2 separate regions of the Homo sapiens genome follow, and region 1 is linked to region 2. Evidence: chromatin contacts called from ENCODE Hi-C data. All regions are on one chromosome and are shown on one strand. Each heading gives the region's core, a stretch centred on a gene start or an enhancer-like site at or near the end of the contact. The rest is flanking DNA. Distances are from core to core; before and after follow the strand shown.

Region 1 (7,056 bases), core at 946-3,445, 2.6 Mb after region 2:
CCTCTTGGCCCGCCCCCGCCCCCACCGCAATTCACTTGATTGGTATCTCAGTTTATTATTTTTTAACAGATAAATCTAGGCTGGGCACAGTGGCTCATGCCTGTAATCCCAGCACTTTGGGAGGCCAAGGTGGGTGGATCACATGAGGTCAGCGGTTCGAGACCAGCCTGACCAACATGGCAAAACCTTGTCTCTACTAAAAATACAAAATCAGTTGGGCATGGTAGCTTGTGCCTGTAATCCCAGCTACTTGGGAGGCTGAGGCAGGAGAATCACTTGAACCCAGGAGTTGGAGGTTGCAGTGAGCTGAGATCACACCATTGCACTCCAGCCTGAGCAACAAGAGCAAAACTCTGTCTCAAAAAAAAAATAAAAATAAAAACAGATAAATCTGCCAAGATGAAAATGTTTATTTGTTGTATTTTAACTGACGTGTCAATGTTGCTCTGGGAAAGAATAACGTTGTTAGCCCACTATACAAGGGTGTGCTGTCACCCAACTATTTTATCATATTCCTAGCAGTTCATATGCAGCATACATTTGGACACATAGTCCCAACACAAGAGCCAACAGCTGCTTAGATTCTAAGCGGAATGTGGACTGCCTATTGTCTGGATTCTTGGTTGTTTGAGGAGCATCACTTGAAGCGTGAAAAGCTCAAGTTTTAACAGTAAACAGAGCTTGGGATCCAGAGGGCACAGAGAGGAATTAGTGCCTGCAGATCAGAGAGATTCGAGCCTGAACCGTGAGCTGTAAGTACAGATGTGTTTCTTGCATTGTCTCTTACCAGGGGATTTGTAAATAATGTCAGCAGGAACTTATTTGCTTATATACGCATTCCTGAATATTAGGAGCCACATTGATCATTTCTGTAGATATCATATAACCCCTCAGGCACAATGCAATGGGAGTCGACAAGAGCCATAGATTATTTCTTTGGAGGTGGTGTAGCCTCATGTCCCCTGATGTGCATTTACACATAGACATGCAGTCTGGCTCACTGGACTGATCCTTCCAGGCACAGAGAGCCCTGATATGAGGTTGCTGGTTCTTTTCCTAAGAAGGCCCCTCTTGAAGAGGGCCCTGGCTCTTCCCTCTTTGAATACTCTAATACCCTAAATATGCATGGGCTTCTGAAAAGTAATACAATTCCATTTTAAACAGAAACAACAAGCATATTCCTTAGTGTGTGGCCTGTAGGCTGAGGTAGTGTGGACTCACAGGGAAAACCTTCCACAGTAAAGGCAATGAGAATGGACTCCAGCTCCCTTCACCTACAGGGGAAGGGGTGCCTCCTCCTGCCCTCATTGCTCAGAAAGGTGTATTGTTGCGTGTCAGGGAGTTGTGATGAATTATAGGTAGGTGGACAGCAACACAAAAATCTGAAAGAGTAACTTATTTTATGTTTTCTCTGAAATTTTTCTGTTGTTTTGGTTTGAAGAAGGAAAGAACTTATCTAATCCTATTTCGTATATGCAAATATCAAAAGGAAGGTGTAATGATGATGATGAGGCAAGCCCTGAGTAAAACTGAGTTAAACACAATTATTTCCATTCTTCTAACCCTTCCCAGAGCTTCCCTCTCCCTTCTCACAGCCCCTCCCTTCTCTGATGAAACTACTAGGCAAGGAAACTGATTCCTTCTGAAGTCTTAGCGACTATGTTCTCAACCAGAGAAAAATGTTGATTGTAAGAAAACAAAACTACACAGAGTAGGTTCAATAAAGACTGACTGTAAGTGCCTAAGAGAAAACCACAGAGGCATTCAAAGACAGGAAGCAGAGCACGACATGCGTGAGCTGACTGGGAACAAAACCAGAAGTGGTTTTGTAAAGTCAGAATCAGAAGACATGACCACACTCATCTGCTTTTCTCTATACTTCTCTCCTGCCTCAATCAATAATCAATCAATCATTTCTCTCTTTCTCTCTTGCTCTCTCTCCCATTTCCTTTCTCCCTTCCTCCACCATCCCTCTCTCATATGGCTTGCTTTACATGACCCAGTGAGGTCAGGCTCTATATGTTCTTTAAGTACATGCCATCATCTAACTTAAGTCTCTGCACTTCTGTTTTATTTCTAAACACAAAGAGTCTGATTAGTCACTGGCCATTCAATGAACTCACTCCTTCTTGGTCAATGGTGGAATCTGCTCCAATCATCTGTAGCCTGAATTGGGTGAAAGGAGAAGTGAAGAAATGAGGAAAGGACTTTGTCAGCCTGAAGGACGTAGGGCTACCTCTTCCAGCTGTGAGCAGGGCAAGGGAAATTTAGCTTGTTTATCAGGTATCTATCAACACAAAAATGATACAGGAAAAACCACCCTAGAATTCAGAACTTAACGCCATAAGCACGTATTGAGCTCAGAAGACTGAGAGTTGGCTGCATGGTTCTTCTGGTCTGGGCTGGGCTCAATCACCTGCCAGGAGGTCAGCGGGCTATCACCTCCTCCAGAACAGCCTCAGCTCAGAAAACAAGCACCTAGAAGCAAAGGTTCCCTGTGTTTCATTCTCCAACAGGCTAGCTCATGCATGTCTCTTATGGTAATGGCGGAAGCCAAAAAGTGGAAACAGAAACATTAAGGGCTTTTCCAAGGTTCTGTGTGGGTCACATTTGCTAACATTCCATTCACCAAAGCAAACCACATGGCCAAACTCAGAATCAAGAGGTGAAGAAAGAGATCCCACCTGTTTAGTGATAGAAACTCTAACATCACATGACAAAGCAGTGTGGATCCAGGGAGGGGAGAGAAATTGGGGCTGTTAATGCAATCGATCTCCTAATCATGACAGCAAACCCACTGGCGTGTACAATAGGCTAGTTTAGATATATATTCTTCCAAGGCAAGATTTGCATAAAATATTTCTGATATTAATTCCTGATGCAAAATAATGAAATACTAAGGTTAGAATTTTGAAGCCCTCTTCAAATAAATAATTTTTGTTTCCAGGTAAAGCTAGATATATAGGATAGGAAGAACATGGAACCAAGTAACAGGGAATTGAATTCTCCCCACTTCTCCCCCAGGACGCTCTTCCCCCCATACCTCCCCCCTGCCCAACACACACACAACATACCTAGATTTGCGACATCCTGCTAATTTACTGGATTAAAAAATGAGACATTGAGCTTAATAGTGGGTTCTGAATAGCTCAAAGCTGAAACTGTGTGCACATAGCAGATAGACCAGAAGCCAAGATGGCCCTGAAGAGTTGGAGGCTATATCATTGGTCCCTTTTTTTCCCCAGGTAGGGGCTGAATTCCATTTAATGCAGTGGGAGCTAGTTTGCTTTTCTACCAGGAATAAAAAGATTAAGGTTCTACAAGTGGCCTACAGTTGGCTCCTGGGATAGATGATTCAGTTTGGGGCAAATTCAAGTCTTTTGCTCCTTTTCCTGGAATCGTGGAGTGACAAAATATCAGGAATAGATGGAGTTTAGAGATAATCTAATCCAGCATTTCCCAAACTTCAGTCAACCACATACCCCCATTCACTAGTTTATAACCTTTGTTCTACTCTTAAATATTTTTTGTTAAATTGGCTCATTTTTTAGAAACTTAATTTATTTTTAAAGATTTAGGGTCACAAGTTGAAAATCAGTATCATTTGACATAAATAGAGGATAACCACAAAATAAACAGAATGAAAAACGCTACATTGTTGTGAAATTCTACCAGATGCTTGAGCTCAGTCTTTCCTAAAAAAGGGAATTTAGCAAACATTAAGGAAGTGTTAAAAGAATAGTATGCTTAAACTAACACTTTCTCTCTGATGGCGTCAGGAAGATGGAAAGAAGCTTGACAGTGTCATCCCTTACTATCTAGTTCAGTGCCATTTAATGCCCTGCTTGTGTGTCCTAAAGCCATCTTGGACTTCCCAAGCTGTGTGTCTGTTGCACTGTAGAGAATATCAATAACCCAACTCCCTTTGTTCATGGATGGAGAAACCAAGGCCTCCCACCAATTTCCAGTGGCTGCCTTTGCGCCATATCATTATCAGTTAGCATCTTACCTAGTGTTTGGGTTAGGTGAAGAGAAAAAACTTAAGCCACAAAAGAAGTAAAAGGGGATGCTAGTAGATGGTGCTTTTGACTCTAGAAAGTTGGGCTTGCCTGGTTTTCAGCGACCTTTGCTCTTCTTGTCCATTATAAGAGGATATTGGCAGTCACCTACTGAAAGCAATAGAAAGAGCCTCATGTTTCCACAGAGAAAACCTCCACCTGGACCCACCACAATCAAAGAGCCTCAGATAAGGAAACTTCTAGAAAGATGTAGCCATGCAAAGGGAGGCATCTCCAGTTGTCTTGCCAAGGAAAACGTTGTGTCAGGAAAAGGCCAAAGGGCAGCGTTATCTAAATCAAATTTGTCCTCCCAGTAAAGCCACAGCAGCTGTGCTAATGGCATTCTAAATCCTCCATGGCGAACTGTATAGATTTTCAAAAGGAGGTGGAGAAATCCTCTTTGTCTCGTTATCTTTTCAAGATGGATTTTTAGATGAAAATCCTTTCTATAAAAAAAATAGGATAAATGTAGTCAGATACTCAACTAAGCTCTTTATTCCATTGCTTGTGATTTGGACTGAGCTTTTGAAACATTTCTTCAGACAGGAGAGGAAGGGGCATTCTTCAAGAAATATCCTTTTTTGCCATATTTTTAAGGATGACTCTGATTATATCAAACATTGGTGTTCCATTTTAAATTTCTCTGACTTTTTAGGGACAAGATGGTGTGCATATTAAATAAATAAATACTTCTTTTCCCTGCATATTATAGGATGAAATCAACAGGGCAAGTGTCTTAATCTTTGGGGTGGAGGTGCCTGCCCCTGATACCTCTTACTTGAACCTAATTTCTCTCTCCACCCTCTGAACTTTTAAACTGTTCTGTGTACTCGTACTTCATCTGAACGGCTCAGGCCAAGTTATTCATGTTGATAGGGACAAGAATAATCAATGTCTAATGAACTGTTTCTAGATTTGTTCATAATTGAGAGATTCCTCTCAATCCCACGTTGGCTCCTTCTTCAGAGGCACCAAGGAAAGGGAATTTGTAGCTCACCAGGCTTTTATAGACATCCTGATTTTGTTCTTCCTGGCTCTGAGCTACCTGACAGGGACCCTAAAGTGTTCTGAGCCTCCCTACTTCAAATGTAAAATGGGAAACATTAGACCTATCATGTCAAAATATGGTAAAGATTAAAATGAGGTGATATACGTAAAGCTCATAGCACAGGGCCTTCCATTTAAGCCTGCGGTAGGTGGCCACTAATATTACATTGGCAAGGCCATGTGAGGTAGAGCAGAATACATATAGACTTCAGGGTCAGACAGAGGGTAGTGCCCATTTCTGCTTTATTTGTAATTGTATCTTCACTGCCAGTTGCCACTGGCACATAGCAGGAACTCAGTATTTTTTGGATATATGGAATGGTTCTGGCATTATCCCCTTATTAGCTGTGTGGTCTTTGGTAAGGCATTTCACCCCTCGGCACATGTTTCCTCAGCTGTAAAACAAGGACAATGCGTTTCTTACAGAACTGGTAAGAAGATGAAACACAATGGCCAATGTAATGTGCCCAGCATGGAGATTGCCACATAATATGCTTTCCACAGATGTTTATTCCCAAATCTCCACTCTCCTTCACTTTTGACGATCCCACATAAGGAAAAAACTAGGACCAGGATTTTCTGGGAAAGCACCATTTTTAAAGCTATCTTTTAAAATACACAGGGGGCAGGGTCCTCAGGTCCAGGATGTATGTGGGGGAATTCCACAGCCCTCTCAGGATGGTCCCTCGTCACAAGTATCAGTGTCTGAAATAAGTAGGATGTCCTATTCTGACCCTTTTTGGTTCCTGGGCAACTGTGAGGTGGTATAGGGCAGGTACTGGCCAGGCCATGTGGGCTTGAGGAGGCTCCTGAAAAGAAGAATGTCACTGATCTTTCACCCCAGACCTCACATTCCCATTTCTACTGGGACTGAGAGAAAGGTCCCTTCTCTTGCGTCAATTTCAGTTGGTTGGTGTGCTTTCAGGAGTTTTGTCTTGAGAAGGTTTCCAAGGTCACATCTTGGCTCAGAGGGAAAAAACATCAAGATTAATTGGCAACGTCTGTCATGGATGCAAGATGGGGTATTGTTGGTTTGCCATGGAGATTTACACAACAGCATCTAGAGGGAGATTTTCTATAGCTTTTGTCAAAGACCAGACCTATTGCTTTAACCTTGGCAATTACCAAAAACCAAAAACCAAAAAATCTATTTTTTCCCTCTGTCAGTTTTTTGCTCTCACAGGAGCCACCCTATATTGACAGGTCATGATGATACTTGTTGAGGTCTTGACATAAACAGGAAAATAGACACCCAGTGAAATAGAGGAGCTGTAACTCACAGAATGTGGCCTGACATTGCAGGTCACATGTGCAGTGTGTGACATCCATGTCTGCAGGCATTCAGCCATTGTTTATTGAGCACCTACTATGTGCCAGGTAGTGTTCTAGAGGCTGTTTAGTGAACAAGAGAGACAAAAATCTTGCCCTGTGAGGCTTATATTCCAGCAAGGGATGTCATTGACTTGTTATTATAAAAGTTTATGTATGAAAAACATTTCAACCATTGGAAGGCTGTGCTCCAAAACCCCCCACAACATCTATAGGGAGGGCTTTCTTACTATCATCCATGTACTTTGGCAGAATTCTACCTGAACAACCTGTTAATTTGTTCCAGAGCCCAATCATCTATTTCTACTTATTAATGCATAGTTAACACAAATAGCATTTCCAGGCTTCTGCCATGTGATGTGTCAATGTGACCCCCATAAGTAAACCATAGAGAATCTGAATCTCCAAATGTTTGATCCCTTCTAATTTGCCACTGCTGCATAGATGTAGCCTTCCCATTCTGTACCTGCACGTGACTTTGAGGCCCTACGACTTAATCTTAAGCTATGACCAGCTTCTAGAATAAGTTTTCTTCACTTTAACTTTGGCCAGGTGCTTGGCCAAAGTTTCCCAGCTGCATTAATCCTACAGGTTTGATAATAGGTCTAATCTGTGTCATTAG
Region 2 (6,927 bases), core at 4,295-6,794:
TCTTCATCTTAAAATGAAATCCTTCACTGCTGATAATATGATGACAATAATGAAGAATGGCTTTCTTGTTTAATAACATGTTGCGAGTATGTCCTTAACAAACAAAATTCAAAGTGAACAAAATGGAATTTATAATGATCTCATTGTAAGGAACAATAAATATTACTTGGGTATAATTTTAAAAACCGGTTGGAGGTGGTAGGGTTGTTGGGGGTAAGAACATATTAAGGATGAAGCTAAGTAAGAGAATCAAAGATAAAAGCATTGTTAATACCTCACTGACTTGGATAAGTTCCTGAGTAAATACTTTACGAGAGGCCAGTGCAGAGCTACTTGAAGTCAAATGAGTAAGGAGAGAATTCAATCCATCCTGGTAAAACTGAATTAACACTCTTTGTTTCTTTAATGCATTGGCTATTGCTAATATTTCTAATCAATCAACAGTGTTCTTGTGCCCATGACTCTGAAACTCTGAAACATAAAACTTTGCAGGGCATTACGCCCAGGTGGCAAGAGGCAAGGTAATGATGTCATTGTGTTTATTTATGGTTGACTGACTAGCTGATTCTTTGTGGATTAAGAATGAAGCTCAACAGATCCCACCCTCTAGTGTACACTCTGCCACATACTGAGATCTTTCAGGCAAGCTTGAACTTCTCTGAAAAGACCAGCGGCCCTATGACTATCCCTGGCAACTTTCAGGATTTAAGTAACTCTCATTGTCTAAGATTTTTACACTCTTCGGGAGCATAAATGTTTTACCTACTGTAACAAGGTTTGGCCATTTAAATTACAAAACTGAATTGGTATTGTTCTGCTATAGTACAGACAAATATATGTGAATGTGTATGCATGGTGTGCATTTAGCATTCATTCAATGTCAAGGTTCGTGGAAGAAGTAAATTATGTTTTCTCAATATTTTTGGCCAAGTGATAATTTGCAGTATTAAATTTGGAAAAAAATGTTTAAACACATGGAAGTAATAGACTCTGCTACTGGACCTGAATCAAGGAGACAACAGTTATGACAATATGTTCCTTCTACTCTGATTCTTGCATAGAAGCCTCATTGGCACTTTGCTGAGCATTACTGTAGAGATTTTTCTAACAATAATAAAGCAAATTTTGATTCAGAAAGATAAATCTAATTACAATCACTATTCAATTTAAGGCCATTTTATATTGAAAATGCAGTGCCAAAAATGTACTAATTAGAACTAGTAAAAATTTAGTAATAATTCACTATATAAGACATATCAAATGGAGGGTTTCAACCTACTTTCTTAGTTGAATAAAATACATGTATTTATAGGTGTGTGTTTATCTTTGAGTATAGATAGATAAATTTGTCTTCATGCCGACATTTAGGTCATGGTGCCACTAAAGTATGTAACTGACCACATGGAACTTTGTCTTCTGACTGCTTGATTCTTGATCTGGTACAAAACCACTCTGAGGCCAAAGACATTGATAAGTGCCTAGCATTTTCCTCTCAAATATGTAATTACAAAGTATTTTAAATAAAAGAGAAAGAAGTGAAATCCTATCTGCTACAACAGTCAAGAGTGAAACTTCCCATTGGTTTAACACTTTAGTGCTTATAAAACTCTTCCATGTATATTTATTTCATCTTCATAATTGTATTGTGGGAAGGTGACATGATCATTACACACACACACACACACAAACACACACTGTGTGTCTCACTCTGTTGCCCAGGCTGTAGTGCAGTGGTGTGATCATAGTTCACCACAAGCACATGTTACCCACACCAGGCATATGTTTAGTTTTTTATAGAGAAGAGATCTTGTTATGTGGCTCACGTGGGTCTTGAACTCCTAGGCTCAGATGATCCTTCCCCCTTGTCCTCCCAAAGTACTGGGATTCCAAGTGTGAGCCACCACACTTGGCCCATTGTACATATTTCAAACTGAAGCCCAGTGAATTTTGGATTTAGCTAAAGCCAGTGATTGCTAAATAAAGACGTTGCCACTTGAATCTAGATCTTTTACCTTCTTTGAGTGAAGGGTTCTTTATGCCAGATCATGATGCCCAGCTTGCCTTTGACATTTGGAGGCATAAAATTATCCAAAATTCTACCTGGAAGGCAAAATTTTGGATTTATAATAAAATCAAATAGAGGCCAAAATATGAGGACTTCAGTGTCTATGAACCCATATACAGCTACATTTTAGTGCTGAAAAATCACCCATGAACTCCTATATGTATAATCCCATAGAACTACAAGTATCCCCTTTGTTTCTCCATTTTGGGAGTGTGTGAGAACCTCAGAACTACACTTTTGCTTCTAACTACTACATCATTACTCAGTTTCCTGTATAATTCTTGAAAAACCAGCTATTCTGGAGTTAGCACTCATAGTGTGTTCATACTTTTCAAATTTTTTTCCTTTTCAAAACTTTTATTCTTCTCAGTAATTTTTCATACCTGACAGTTGAGACAAAGCTAAGTGATGAAATAATGAGACAGTTCAACTTACTCATTGTCTTTATAATGAAATGAATGCAATGCAAAGGCATTGTGTGTGCCTGGTTTTTGTCCATTTATGATCTTTTCTCAGGGTTGATTATTCTTGAACTCTTTTTCATAATTTTCTTTAATATAGTCTCTGAAATTCTTTCAGTTCTTGAATTAGCTTTTATCCTTCAGTTCTTATGTTTAAACCTTTTTTTCATTATTTCTTAGCCTCTATTCACTAGAAGTCATTGACTATAAATAAATGCTTAGATTCCAATTTTTTAAAAGTACTTTGGAAAAATAAATAAGCTGATTCTCTAGGCAACTTATTTTGTATTTCAAACAAATTTACACTCCTTAGAAAATTGCCAGATGTAAGTTATATTGATTACAGAAAATGTAATACAAAATGCTTTTTTCTATCTTCAAAACAAACCAAGCAGAAAAATATTAAAGCATGAATTAAGTCAACTGGATAGATATTAAGACTTACTCTGATCTCACACGTTTTAGAAAGTAATCAAATTCAATACACTTCTAAATACTCTGCCATTCTGTGTCTAAAATGTATTTAAATAATTGTTGACACTATTGGTTGAAATTCACGTCTTATTTATCTTTCTAGAAATTTAAAAAATTTTATAACATAAAATACTTTGCTTACATCAATGATATGAATGTACAATTTAGAGAAAATATGAAAAATTATATTGTAAAAACACTGCTAATTGTGAAGATCAAAACATAATTTATTTGATTTTCAGCTTTCTTAGGCTAATAATCATACATTTCAAATAATTCTTCAAGATGAGAGCTCCCAGAGAAAAAAGAAACTTTATATTTTCTACAGATCTGGACTTAAAAAATGAAATAAATTATTTTTAAAAATAACAACGACAACAAAACCCTAGGAAACACTGTATTTCTTCTTCAGGAAATAAATTTGAGAAATTAAAAAACAACAAATCTAACAAAAATAGTTCATCACTTTCAAATAAGAGGCGATTTGGAAACTTCTAATGGGCCACGGACAGGTTTCTTTTCCTGTGTGCTGAATTTATATTTTAGCACAATTTCAATAAAAAGAGCAACACAATTAAGAAATGTTCCAGGAAATACCTCTTGCCATTTGACACAATACATGGCTGATTCTAGGATGCATGACTCCTCTCTGAAAGCATGGAGGGGACATATGTGGAAACACAGAGAGTATCAATCTGAGAGTACTTTTTGAAAGAATCCCGATTGTGAACCATTACCTCAGGTGTCATAAACACCCAAGGCTGCTTTGTTGAGCAAGAGGTGGAATATCTTCTGGGTACAGAAGCTGGGGCTTGGCTTGCTACAACTGGCTCATCAGGGTGGGGCCATAATAGTCAACCAAGGAAAACACTACGTCACATGGAAAATGCAAACATCAAGCCAGTTGTTGGCCAGAGTTCTGAACATCTTACTGAGAAAGAAATGTCCTGGCTCACTGTGGTGTGTACAGTGTGAATGAAAATGTTCAGCAAGGGAGCTAATTTGCATTGGCACTATGTCAGTTTCATATATTGGGGACAGAATTTTAAATATAGAGGCTACTCTATTCCTTTACTGGTTTGTTTACAGGATTAGGTATACAAAAGAATTCATTCATCCAGTAACTTTACCTGAGTTTGTGTAATGAAACCTTGAATCATCAAGTTTTTTTAAAATTAAACTTAACAAAACTTTCATTGAAAATGAAAATTAAGGCCAGGCGCAGTGGCTCACACCTGTAATCCCAGCATTTAGGGAGGCCAAGGTCACAAGTTTGAGACTAGCCTGGCAACATGGTGAAACCCTGTCTCTACTAAAAGTACAAAAATTAGCTGGGCGTGGTGGCAGGTGCCTGTAATACCAGCTACTCAGAAGGCTGAGGCAGAAGAATCACTTGAACCCAGGAGGTGGAGGTTGCTATGAGTTGAGACCGCACCAATGCACTCCAGAGCCTGGGCGACAGAACAAGGCTCTGTCACAAAAAAAAAAAAAAAAAAAAAAAAAAAACCAAAAAAAACCCAAAAAAAACTAAAAGTAGTAAAAAAAAACAAAAAAAAAACTTTAACAAAAATAAACCTTATAATTCAATTTTACAGAATCAATCATTACAAAGTAAATCTATAGGTTACAGAATAAAACAATGGCATTAGGTGACAATTTGAAGCTAGAATTGATGAAACTGCTGCCAGTGAGTACCCATCTATTTCACCGTGTCATTTTCCTACACTTCTGTACCCTTGAAGTGAAGATAAACTGTTAATTTACACTGTCAGGGTGAGGGATGCCCCCTCTGAAGACATTAGCTGTCAATTTAGGAACAAAAGGAGAGGCAGATTTGGGTTGTTTTATTTATTTATTTATTTATTTATTTATTTTTATGACTCAGCTTCCAAGTTTAACTCTTCCCTTTTGGCATAGTGAATTTGGGGTCCTGAGCTTTTCTTTTCCTTTCACAACAGTAAGGAAAAATTTTTTAAAGATAAAAGTGTGTCCTGAAATCAGACAAGTTTAGGTTTTCTTTTGGAAATGATTCTTTCACCATTTTTCATGTTTTATGATGAAAGTGAAGTTATTTTGGAAAAGAAATACATTATTTTTTGTATTCTTTGAAGTTCTCTGAACGTGTTTCTATATTTTTAAAGGCACCTGATCAAATTTCTCTAAGAGTTTGGCCCATAAGGAAAACAGATTAGTAGAAACCTTATGAAGCTGAAGGAAAACAAGTGAATTATTTATTATTCCACTTTTTCTAATTTCGTTGTATGTTCAGAACCACCACAATGCTTATCGTGTTATTATCAGAAGACTATACGTCATAAAACAGAAATGAAAGGACCGTTCTTATGAAAAACACTGAAGAAAGAGAAGAGGGACGTTAGAAAACATTGCCAAAGATGTGGGAGGGCCAGAAATATTACAAATACTAAAAACGGATGAGGAGAGAAGGTAACAGCATGGGCTTCTGCAGCTGTAGCGTTTAATGCTGGAAACTCCAGGCGCTCCGAAGCCCCACGGCTGAGCCTGTCTCAGCATGTTTCTCTTTTGAGTCTGTGTGCTGGCAAGGCATTTCCTCGGCTGGTTGCTATAGAAATAATTATACTACACAACTTTGAGAAGCAGAAGCAGACGGAAGTTACAGCAGAAACACTGTCATCTTGGTGTTGTTCTAATAGCCTTAGGATTCGAAAATGAGGCAAAATTAAAAACAAAAAGCACCATTATTTAAATTGAAAATTTAGAAATGTGGGTTATTGTTCAAGTATTCAAAGTCAGCACTACAGAACAGTTAAGTGAGTGTTCTTACACCGAAGTCCTCAGAGCCACTTGGCAAATGCTAGAGAAAACAGGAAGTAAGGACCTCTGTCAAGCAGAAGAATGTCTGATTTTAATCAGGAAATTGAGGATAAGTTTATTTTTGAAGGGATGATATCATCCGGTGAATGGCCTCTTTTGTTTGTAGTATATGCTGGAATGTCACCACCTTGGGAAAAAGTATTCAAAAATTCATAGCCTTTTTTTTTTACTAACACCATATTCACTTTGATTCTTTCTTTTAAATTTTATTTCTTGTGAGATTTATCAACTATGTGTGATTGCATATGCATATTTGTATGTGCAGATATAGACATATAGATATGTCTTTCAATTTTCTCTGTTCTCTTCCGTCTATTTTTTGATCTTTCTCGTTCCCGGTACCACAGTATCTTAATTTCTAAAGTTTTGTAATGAATTTTGATGTCTGAAAGGGCAATCCCAACATCCTTTTCTTCATGTCGCCAAGAAGCTAACAATTTTCCATTAGGAAACAGCCAGCCACATTTCCCAGTTTTGGCATGGTAACATACTGAAGACTCCTGTGATAGTAATTGTAGCTTTTTAGTCATTACAAAGTAAAAGATGACAGAGTTAAGAAAGGACTTAAACTGCAAGACCATTCATTAGTTCTACAATGGGTATCAATTTTCATTTGACTCATCTGATGTTGACTACTTAGAATTCCAGCTTTTAAACAAAAGCTAAGTTTAATCTGTCTATCTACCCAAGTTAATCATTCTGTATTAAGTATTCCTGTCTATTTTAGTTTATCTCAAGGATTTCAAATAATTCAACCAATTAACAATCTAGGATAAAGGGATAACTATAATAATATTTGCATTTTGAGAATCAATAATAATTGATTCTCGAAGGTCTACTTCAAGTTTAATAAATGGAATAAATTAAATATATCAAATGGACAATTCCAAAAAACTTTTATTTACATAAAAATTTTAACAACCATTCAAAACTGAATATAGTAAATGTTAAATGAACAAGATAGCTGTTTGGAGAACGTGATTTCTACTAAGAGATAGAGGTCATCGAGAAAGGTTACTGTAAGCCTTAAAACATGAAATAGCACTCACATAGAGAAGGTGCCAAAGGGTATTC

The links. A loop is a pair of places that touch in the nucleus more often than their neighbours do. Pooled maps may share reads with other maps.
Region 1: a loop to region 2 is called in a map of naive thymus-derived CD4-positive, alpha-beta T cell, with 4 times the contacts of the local background. The contact joins two enhancer-like sites. A Hi-C loop is called at or near these places in 1 of 168 maps with a recorded cell type or tissue (naive thymus-derived CD4-positive, alpha-beta T cell), 2 of 37 single-sample maps with no recorded cell type and 7 of 50 pooled maps.

The regions. Positions count from the first base shown.
Region 1 is chr9:70,558,615-70,565,670 of GRCh38, reverse strand. The region is part of intron 22 of TRPM3 (transient receptor potential cation channel subfamily M member 3); the gene reads left to right. Among named protein-coding and RNA genes, the nearest start is that of KLF9, 150 kb to the right of the region's middle. Within about 2 kb of position 2,195, at least 7 of the 41 ENCODE cell types and tissues checked have a DNase peak (open chromatin) inside an H3K27ac peak, as active enhancers do.
Region 2 is chr9:73,131,093-73,138,019 of GRCh38, reverse strand. No RefSeq gene overlaps it. Among named protein-coding and RNA genes, the nearest start is that of ANXA1, 17 kb to the left of the region's middle. RefSeq lists an enhancer at 5,229-5,648. Within about 2 kb of position 5,544, at least 38 of the 41 ENCODE cell types and tissues checked have a DNase peak (open chromatin) inside an H3K27ac peak, as active enhancers do.